Regions from separate parts of the Homo sapiens genome. Here region 2 is linked to region 1. Evidence: chromatin loops called from intact Hi-C (ENCODE). Cell type or tissue: MCF 10A. All regions are shown on one strand. Each heading gives the region's core, and the rest is flanking DNA. Links, peaks and the distances in the headings are about the cores only.

Region 1 (5,367 bases), core at 73-5,072:
AAACATAATTTAGAAAATTGTCTTGCATGTCAAAGGGCGACAGTGGTGGGGGAAGCAGGATGGGGGTGTGGGAGGGCAGAGGAGGGGGCTGCAGTGTTCAGCCAGGTGGTCAGAGTAAGTGTAATTGATGAGGTGATGTTCAGGCCCATCTGGATAGGCCCAAAGAGGGGGCTCTGAGGCTTTCTGGGGAGAATATTCCAGCAAAAAGAATATCCCTGGCAAAGGGCATTCCACATCATGGGATATGTCTAGCTATTTGGGGAACCAGCAAGGTGGCCCATGGGCTGGAGTAATGAGAGTGGGCAGGCAGCAGTGGGAGAAGTGGTCAGATCATAGGAGGTCCTATATGGGAGGGTATTGTGAGGACTTTGGCCTTTCTCCAAGAGAAGTGGGAGTCACAGGAGGATTTGGAGCAGAGGAGGAGTGCAGCCCAACTTGGGCTTTAACCGTATTAGCGTCACCCCAACAGCACATTCCCTGGATAGGAAGTGGGCCAGGTGTCTAAAGATGGACCTCATGACCATCTTTGCTCAGCCTGAGGATTTTGTAATGGTTGGTATTCACGGGGAGGTGGGGATGGCTTCCTGGCCTGATGAGCAGTCACCTGCCTGCTATGCTTCCCACCGTGGTCAAGAGAACGCATGGGGTCTGTGACTGCACCCAGTGTGTCCTGGGCATCACCCTGTGGAGCAGGAGGAGCCTGGGATGTGGCAAAACTCAGACCTGAGCTCAAATTCCAGACCAGCCACTGTCCTGCTGGGCAGCTTTGAGCAGATTACTTAACCTTTCTGAGCCTCTGTTCCCTTTTTGGTAGAGTGGGGATGGCAACATCTACCTTCCTGGGGTGACTATGGGGGTTTAGCAGTCACCAAGGTGGAGGGTCTGGCACACAGGTATTGGATAAAAAATATCACATTAATCAAGGGACATGGGCATTTGCAGGTATGTGAGTTAGGAAAGAGGGAGCGTGAGGCTGGCAAATTTCTACACCAGCGTGAGACTGGATAAGGACAGACTCCAGCTCTGACAAGTTGCTCGGGAGGCTCTGGGACCTGCCAGGCCTGGGGGAACCCACTAAGCATTCTGGGCAGGGACCTCTCACTCTGGCCTGCGCGGAGCATCTGCAGAAGCAGCAGAAGGCTGCGGTGCCTCCAACCCCGCCTTGCTCCCCTTTCTCACTCCCGTGTCTCTTCCCTCCCTCCTTCCCTCTCCCTCTAACTTATCTGCAAGCGCCAGCCAGTTGGCAGGCTGGACACTCAGCAAAGGAGCCATGGAGACTTCTTGCTGGTTTTGGCCGAGACCACCAGTTTTGTGTGTTGAGTCCCCAGAGGCGAATTCCAGCAGAGGAGGGACAAAGTAAGTCCTGAGAGGTCCAGCGAAGCAGCGAGCCAGAGAACATCCACAGAGGCAGGTTGGGCCTCAGTTTCGGAGTGGTTTCCCCTTTTCCTCCTGGGCTGGTGTCCTTTGATCCCATGGACCAGATGGAGGTGTCCCCATGGATGTCAGAAATCCAGCCCACCCCTAAGAGGGGGTGAGTATTGTTTGAGCATCAGCTCGTCCAGGGCAGGGGCTTTGTTTGGCTCCTTGTTGCATCTCAAGCATGTCATTTGTGCTCACTGCACAGGAGATGAGCAGGTCTCTGATGCCAGTGGGGGACTCTGCCATAGAGAAGGATTCAGCACAGGGCCCCGCTCATTCCCGGCTGGCTGGGGGATGGCGGCGTGGGGAGGCTGACTGGCGGCGGTTACTCACTCTTCCATGGCTTATAACTGGAGCACATGTGATGGCCAAGAGGCAAAAAGCAAAGTGCCCAGGAAGACCCTGACCAGCCTGAGGGATGCAGGCAGGTGGCCTCAGTGTCCAGGTGAGGGTGGGAGAAATCCAGGGGCAGGGGAAGGTAGGCTCGGGGCCTCTGTGTTGGTTTTTCCTTCTGAGCTGGTAATGCCAAGGCCAGCGAGGTCCTGAATTGTAGCCATCACATTGCATGGACCTCCACTTTGCTTAGTGGGGAGCAGATAGGTACTGCAGCTTTTTAGCCACCAACAGCGATAAAACCCACCTTCTTTGTGGACCTCCCCCTACGAATCCTCTGGAGAGACAAGGGGCCCTGCGGTCAGCGTCAATGTAAGGCCTGCAGGGTCAGAAGGACCCAGGTGTGGGCAGCCAGGCTGGCCAGGGACGCATGTCTTCCCTGCCCTTCCTCCGTAGGACGGAGCCTGGCCTGCTCCTCCTTCTAAGCTGCTTACAGGTCTCTCTCGTCACCTGTTCTGTCTTAAGTGGGATTGTGTCAAGACCTCACTATCTCGCCTCTCCTCCCTGGCGCTATCCGTGGGCTCTCCGTGTTCCCTCCGGCCTGTGCCTTGGCAAAGCTGTCCGCTCCGGAGCGGGCGGGGTGGCCATGAAGCCTGAGAGAGAGGTGTGTGTCCTGCTCTCTGCACCGTGACGCCTCCCGCTCCCTGAAAACCAGGGAGAAATTACTCTGCCCAAGCGGAACACGCCCGGACAAGCCTCCTCTCCAGCTGTAATTAATACTCTGGGGAAAACACAGACTTGGGGTTTTCATACTTCCACACAAACACACACACACTCACAGATTTCTTTCCATTGTCCTCCGATCCCATCTCAAATGTTTAATGTCCTGCTTCTTTCATGGGTAGCACAAAACCACCCAACTGGATACATCCAGAAAGCCAAGGGAGGCACCAGGGACCCTCTTCAGGTTCCGTGATGCAGAACTTGAGCGTTTGGGAGCTGATTTGCCAACAAGCAGTGCCCAGGCTGCATCCCTGACGTGGAGCAAAGCAGCTTTGGCCTTCTCAGAGTCAGAAATAGCCGTGAGTTTGGGTTAACCCTTTGTGGTCAACATTCTGGGGCATTGCTCTTTATTTCCCCCATCACAGTAGCCTAACTGATGCGCTAGTCCAAACACGTGTGCGCATACCAAGCGCTCCTGCCACCTGACTCATTACAAAACACTCTGGTGAGGCAGGAGCCTTGCAGTTCCATGAAGCTAGGCAGCTGGCAACTCTGATATTGGAAATGTTCTCTCAAAGGACAGGAGAGGGCCGGGCGCAGTGGCTCATGCCTGTAATCCCAGCACTTTGGGAGGCCGAGATGGGCGGATCACTTGAGGTCAGGAGTTCAAGACCAGCTGGCCAATATGGTGAAATCCCATCTCTACTAAAAATACAAAAAAAGTAGCCAGGCGTGGTGGCATACGCCTGTAATCCCAGCTACTTGGGAGGCTGAGGCAGGAGAATGGCTTGAGCACGGTAGGCAGAGGTTGCAGTGAGCCGAGACTGTGCCATCGCACTCCAGCCTGGGTGACAGTGTGAATGAGACTCTGTCAAAAAAAAAAAAAAAAAAAAAAAAAAAAAAAAAAAAAGGGACAGGGCTGGGCGTGGTGGCTCACATCTGTAATCCCAGCACTTTGGGAGGCCGAGGAGGGCAGATCACTTGAGGTCAGGAGTTTGACACCAGCCTGACCAACATGGTGAAACACCATCTCTACTAAAAATACAAAAAAATTAGCCAAGTGTGGTGGTGCACATCTGCAATCCCAGCTACTCAAGAGGCTGAAGCAGGATAATTGCTTGAACCTGGGAGGCAGAGGTTACAGTGAGCTGAGATGGTGCCACTACACTCCAACCTGGGTGACAGAGCAAGACTCCATCTCAAAAAAAAAAAAAAAAAAAAAAAAGACAGGAGAGCTCAAGTGGGCCAGGAAGGGTGGAGTCCTCTGCATCTCCCACTGGTCAGAGAGCTCCTTTGGGGTGGCATGAGGAGGTGGGGATGGGAATGGGCTCAGAAATCCAAACCCGTGAAATCCACAGTCTCCTACAGGGAGGCTTGACTTCTCCAGGGAAATTCTCAGTGTGAAAAGTAGCCTGAACAACCAGGACTGTGGTCTTGCCTTGGCCACTTCCAACGTGGGCCTGGGTGAATAATCGACCCATCCTAAGCCTCAGTTTCCTCATCTGTAGAATAGGGACACCATTCCTGCCTTTTGAACAGGCCTGTTGTACGGATGACATGGGACGGCAGGTTTCACTTGTGATGACCTGTGTCCAAGCTCCTAATCAGCTGGAGATGCTGTGCCCAGATAAAGGATTGGGTATGTCCGACTCAGCTGAGGCAGGTGCAGGGACCATGATTTGGAAGACCAAACAGGCTCAGCTTCTCATGGGTCCTCCTCAGCTATTCTCACTGGGGGCAAGGGGGGTGCCGCCCAGAGGCACAGTGACACGCAGTGATGATGAGGCTGGTTGGGTTGCCGTCGGCCTCTAGGTTCCCTTCTCCCCAGTTTTCTCATGTTCCTCACCACCCAGTCTTTGAGAGGCTTGGAGGCATTGTTTTTCTCTCACTTTCTCTCCATATTTATTTATTTATTTTTTTGAGATGGAGTCTTGCTTTGTCACCCAGGCTGGAGTGCAGTGGTACGATCTTGGCTCACTGCTACCTCTGCCTCCTGGGTTCAAGCGATTCTCCTGCTTCAGCCTCCAGAGTAGCTGGGACTACAGTCACCCGCCACCATACCCGGCTAATTTTTTGTATTTTTAGTAGAGATGGGGTTTCACCATGTTGGCCAGGCTGGTCTCGATCTGCTGACCTCGTGATCCGCCCGCCTCGGCCTCCCAAAGTGCTGGGATTACAGGGGTGAGCCACGGCACCCGGCTCTCCTTATTCTTTACAATCAAAATGTTCCTGAGAAGAAACGCTGTGAAGCAGTCTTGCTAAGCCTTTCCAGAGCTAAGTTCCGGCTCCTGCAGAGCCCTCATCATTGAGGAGAGGAGGCTGTTCTCAAGGCATGGGAAGCAAAGGTGCCTGTCTCTACACTAGGACTGTGTGTCCCAGGCTCACGAGTGCTTCTGACAGCCCTGTAGCTCGTCTCCTTCCACCCTGCAGGGGACTGGGGACAAGGGCCAGGCCCAGCCTGTGTATGTGCCTGGGTTTGTTCCAGCAGCCGGGCAGTTACTGCAGAGACAGATCCGGTGTAAAGAAGAAAACAGTTCTGCTTCTGGTCAAGATGGAGAAATGGGGACTGATGTGCCTGCCTCCGAGAACAATAACAACAAGCTGAAGACTAGTTTTCAAGACACTGGACGAGATACAGTGAAGGGCAGTGATCCCCCAGTGCTGGTCATAGAGGAGCTGCACAGTCGTCCCAGCTGACTGTCTTGAGGAAGTTTTCAGGCCATGGTGCAGTGACCCCAGGTCAAGCCTGGTGTACTCCCTGAGTTGAGGAGACAGAGCTGAGAGGTGGGGAGCCAAGGTGGCTGGAGTTATAAGACAGAGCAATGGGGAGAAGACAGCTGGACAGAGAAAGAGCTCTACAGATACTAAGAGGGTCCCACTGAGTACTCAGCT
Region 2 (5,367 bases), core at 69-5,068, 67 kb after region 1:
AGGGGACTGTGGCACCAGTCACTAGCATGTCCCCGGCACATGGAAGGTTCTCAATGAATACTGGTTGAAAAAAGGAATTAAAATGTTAGTCTATAATGGAACATGTTTACACTCACACTTACAGTTGGCACTGTACACACACACACACACATGCACACACACACACACGCACACACACACACACATACATGCAGACCCAGTGCACTGCCCTTAGAAGTGTTTGATGCTGCGAAGGACAGCATGGGCTGCTTTCGCTGTGTAATGAGGGAACAGCAGTATGCCAAATGCTTAGAAGAGATCCTTTTGCTTTCTTTCCTCCGCTCAATTCTGCCGCTAGAGACCCTACTGTTGTATTCTGATTTCACCAACATGAAACTGCATTTGGGGGAAAAAATCACCCATTCCCTTTATATTAGGAAAGTAAGAAGCAAACAGACTTCGTTTTGGAATTTGGCCTTTGTTTTGGGAGTTGGTATAAAAGACAATTCCTCCCTGGAGGTTTTGCTTTGGTTTTATGGGGTTTTTATACCTGCCCCCACCTTCCATCCCCCTTGAAAAGAGGCCCCTGAAGAGTTTGCTTGGCTGGAACATCACAGACCAAAGTCTGAGAACTGCTTCTATTTTACAGTGCCACTGTTAGTAATGCCTCATATGTATATTATATTTCATAGTTTTTCAAAGCCACTTAAAAGTATGGCCTCATTTGACCCTTCCATCAGACCTAGATGGTCAACAGAGCACATCTCATTATCTCCGTTTAACAGGTAAGAAAACTGAGAATTTAGAGGGTAAAGTGACCTGCTCAAGCCCACATGGGGCCAACAAAAATGTTCCAAGTTACTCATCTGCTGCTCACATCAAGACCGATCTTTGCTTCCTTCCTTCCTTCTTTCCTTCCCTGCCTCCCTCCCTTCCTTCCCTGCCTCCCTCCCCTCCCCCTCCCTCCCCTCCCTTTCCTTTCCCTTCCCTCCCCTCCACCCCTTCCTTCCTTCCTTCCTTCCTTCCTTCCTTCCTTCCTTCCTTCCTTCCTTCCTTCCCTTCCTTCCTGTCTCACTCTGTCTCCCAGGCTGGAGTGCAGTGGCACAATCTTGGCTCATTGCAACCTCCACCTTCTGGGTTCAAGTGATTCTCCTGCCTCAGCCTCCTGAGTAGCTGGGATTACAGACTTGCACCACCATGCCTGGCTAATTTTTGTATTTTTAGTAGAGACGGGGTTTCACCATGTTGGCTGGGCTGGTCTCGAACTCCTGGCCTCAGGTGATCTGCCTGCCTTGGCCTCCCAAAGTGCTGGGATTACAGGCATGAGCCACTTGCCCAGCCTGAGCCATTCTTGCTTTAGATAACCTGCTGCTTTGGGGGCTGACAGATAAGCAGGAAGGCTGCCCTGTAGCAGCGGCAAGGTCCACAAATAAGCCAGATGAAGGAGAAGAGAAATATAGGGAGGCTGTCAGGGACTCATTCTGGTTAGGATTTAAGCCCCAGCTGCTATTACAGGATGGAGAGATGAAACAGGGCCGAGAAAGAGCCTCGGCCAGCATGGGGTCAACTAGGGCAGGGGAAGCAATGACATAGTCTCACAGAGTCACCTGTCCGACTTCCAGAGCAGGTACAGATTCATACAGAGCAGGTGCAGATTCATACTGCAGCCTACTATGCTCTTCAACTGGGGCCACCTGCTTGCCTTACAGAGTCAGAAAAGCAAAGTGAACCAGTTTTCTATTCCTCTCCAACAAGCCGCTGCTCTTCCCTAACAGTTTATCTGCACTTAAGATCCCTCAGCAGAATCCTGGACTGGAGAGCAAGTTCGTCAGATTAGATGGGGCATACCTTTCACCCAGTTCTAGCCTTGAGTGTCTGTGCCGGACTCCGGTAGCAGACACCTTTTGCTTTTTTTTTGTGGATGGAGTCTCACTTTGTCTCCCAGGATGGAGTACAGTGGTGTGATCTCTGCTCACTGCAACCTCCATCTTCCGGGCTCAAGTCATTCTCTTGCCTCAGCCTCCCGAGTAGCTGGGACTTCAGGCGCCTGCCACCACGCCCAGCTAATTTTTTGTATTTTCAGTAGAGATAGGGTTTCACCATTTTGGCCAGACTGGTCTCGAACTCCTGACCTCAAATGACCTGCCTGCCGCGACTGGGATTATAAGCGTGAGCCACCACGCCCCGCTAGATACCTTTGCTTCTTGGAGAAACAGGAAAGATGCGGAATGGGGGAAGGCAGGAGTTCAGCACCACGGACAGCGACCTGCGGGTGGGAGACGCTGCCAGCCACGCGGCCGAACTCCGGACTGGGGGCCACGTGGAGGAGGCCTTGGTTCAGCTCTGCCCCATGCCTCACGGGACACACATTTATCACCTGGAAACAGCGGCCAGTGCTCAGGAAGGCTCATGCCATTGCGGATCTGCCTTCATTAAATCCAAAGCATGATTGCTTGTCACTTGCTTTAATTCGTTTCCCTCCCAACTCTTTATTTGAAGAGCTTTCTAAAGTTTTGTCCATAAGAGGAAGAGATTCTCTTTTGGGGGTGGGTGAGACCTTGTTATGGAAGAGAACAGCGGCCAGTTCAGGGAGTGTGGTCTTCCACTTCGATCGTGATGTGTTTCTGTGTCGCTTGAAGTCTAGCTTGCCTTTCCTAACGCTCTCGGCCCGGGTCAGAGACTCCATGTGAGAGAAGACGGCCACAGGGAATGTGCTTGGATTTGGGAATCTTCTCAGAGGCCACGGTTTGACCTGGCACCAGTGGTTGGGGCCCATAAGCCACGCAGCACGCAGATGAAATCCGCCTCGTGTGTCCTCACTAAATCCACAGCGCTAGAAATGCATTTAAAGGCAATCCTGCCTGCCCACAGCAGATTTTCCATACCCTGGCAATTGGAGCATGTTAAGGATGAGACACAGCTGCCAGGTCTGATTTCTTAAATCAAGATTCGTTTTGTAGGGAGAGCAGGAGGAAAAAATTAATGCACAACCTGGCAAGGTGAGGGAGCGAGGGAGGGATGCCTGCCGCCTTGGTGGCTCTGTCCACTTTGGGTGGGAGCCAGTTCCTTTCCAGCAAGCGCCTTCCAGCTCAGGGAAGGGCAGGGGCTTCCCACAGACAGCCTGGGATGAGCAATGCCTGACTCAGGGTCTGAGTGCGGGCAAAGTCAGGTGCTGATGGAAAGATCAGAAGTTGTTGGCTTACATTTTGTTTGATTTGTTTTTCTCTGAGTTTTCAGCCATTCTCACCACATCACACTTGGTTTCCTGTCCTGCCCCACCGTCAGCTCCCCCTGCTCCCCCAGCACCCTGTGTCCATCCCACAAGGATGGATGAGCCAAGCTGCTCAGGCACAGCTTGAGGGTGGGATCTAGTACCTTCCCTTCCCTGGCTGCAAAGCATGGGGTGCGTTTGAGGAAGGGTGAGGGCAGCATTGGGAGTGGGGACTGTGCAGTATGTTTCGGTCTGTCTGTGGCAGGGCATGGGGAAGGGCGGTTATTTGTAAATAATACTTAATTGATGAGACTTAAATAATAGATGAGCCAGCGTCATTCCCAGTGGCCCAGCAGTACTGATGGCCACCTTCATTCTTCCATTTCCCAATTACAACAGGGTGGGGCTGGGCTTGGGGGAGGGGTGTCAAGAAGGGGATAGAAGAGGGCAGGGGAGCAACGGGGTGAATTAGAGACTTTTGTTGCATTTAATATCAATTCATTTTGCAGGCTGCTGACACAGCCAAATTTCACAGCTCTGAATTTGTGGGGCTCCCCAGTGTACAGACGCAAAAGGAAAATACAAAAGAACTTTTTAAAAAATGGCCTGCCATCAGCAAAAAATTAAAAGAAAATTTTAACCCCCACCCCGCAAAAAGGCACAAACAGACACACACACACACACCACACACACACACACACACACACAAAATCTGATTTTGATTTCTTATATGGTTGAGGGACTCATCTCATTACTTAATAATCACATTGTTTGCCAGAGCCGGGCTGTGTTTTGTCGCTCTATGGGCCGACTTTGTTACACCTGCATATAAAAATGACAAGTGTAGTGAGATTGTCAGCAAAAGGGACACACTGAAGAACAGGCACAGTCCCCTGACTGGAGGAGGGTAGCCCCAGTCTAACCCCTCCCCGGGGAGCCGGGCTCCCAGGAAAATGCCCAACGGAAGAGTCCATACCTGGCCTCCAGCCTGGGAGGTTTGCTTCCTCCACACACACCAGCTGTAGACTCTCCCATCTCCCTCCTCTTCCTCCTCCCCTCCCTCCTCCCCTTCCTCCTCTTCCTTTTTTCCTCTTTCTCCTCCTCCTGTCTTCTCCTCTTCTTGTCCTTTCTCCTTCTTTTACTACTCCTCTCTGTCTTTCTCCTCCTCTCCCTCCTCTTTTCCTCCTCCCCACTTCTCCTCCCCTTCTTCCTCCCCCCTCCTCCCCCTCCTCCTGCTTCTCCTCCCTTTCCTTCTCCTCCTCTCCCTCTTCTCCTCTTTTTCCTCCTCCCCATCCCCTCTCTCTCCTCCCCCTCTCCCTCCTCCTCCTCTTCCTCATCCTCTCCTCCTCCCTCTCCTCTTCCTCCTCCCCATCCCCTCTTCTTTCTCCTCCTGCCCCTCCTCTCCCCAGCAGCTCTGGCTTTTTCCTCCTGATCTTGGCCAGTGTCTTGCTCTGTGTGCGTTCATTTTCTTAAAGTGATGCCCAAGGCCCACTACCTGCCTTGTCTGGAGCTTGGCAGAGCCTCCTCTTCTCCGAGCAGCCATGAGTTGGGGACTGGGGTCACATAAAAGCTGAATAAGAATGACTCCCAGCAAACAGCTAACACCCTGGACTCCCATCTAGGGACTTAGTGAGTGCTCCTTCCATGGGCCCCTTGGGATCCAGCCTCCCAGGCAGGCTTATCTATGGCCAAGGTGCCCCTCATGTGAGCTAGCCCTGTGGAGAGCCGTGTGCCTTTGGGAAGCACCAAAGCTGGGGTGCTGCTGCACATCCCGGGCCAGCCCCAAGGGTAACTAGTAGAGCAGGTGAGATTCATCTCTCCCTGGTGACATGGCTTCCTCGGGCCATCCCCCGGTACCACTGAGACCCCTTCCAATCAGCAATCCCAGGGTCCCAGGAGCAGGCTGGGCTCTGGCCTCCAGGAGAAAGAAGCAAAGCTGATGTAGGACAGACACTGGAAATCTGGCCCAGTGCCTGCCACAAAGCAGGTGGCCATAGGCCAGGGCACAGTGTGCCTTTCCCAGGGAGATGGGGGTCAGGCCCAAGTCATGGTTTATTCATAATAAACACAGCCGGCCACACTGACCAGTCCATAGGTCCCAGCCCACTTGGGGGTGGCCCTCAGGAAGTTATGCCCTTGGAATTGGGCCACAGGAGCAGATGGGGTGACTGAGGCAC

The links. Peaks named below come from ENCODE experiments on the same cell type or tissue, not always from the same donor. Only the 100,000 strongest peaks of a DNase experiment are listed, where the experiment ranks them.
Region 2: a loop joins it to region 1, with 15 times the contacts of the local background. A loop is called at or near these places in 1 of 110 quality-filtered maps.

Annotation. Positions count from the first base shown.
Region 1 is chr17:79,225,883-79,231,249 of GRCh38, forward strand. The region is part of intron 4 of RBFOX3 (RNA binding fox-1 homolog 3); the gene reads right to left. Among named protein-coding and RNA genes, the nearest start is that of ENGASE, 150 kb to the left of the region's middle. RefSeq lists an enhancer at 1,741-2,512. In MCF 10A, for the core only: no CTCF peak of the experiment used is centred there; DNase peaks (open chromatin) are centred at 2,469 and 2,959.
Region 2 is chr17:79,292,432-79,297,798 of GRCh38, forward strand. The region is part of intron 3 of RBFOX3 (RNA binding fox-1 homolog 3); the gene reads right to left. Among named protein-coding and RNA genes, the nearest start is that of ENGASE, 220 kb to the left of the region's middle. In MCF 10A, for the core only: no CTCF peak of the experiment used is centred there; a DNase peak (open chromatin) is centred at 2,240.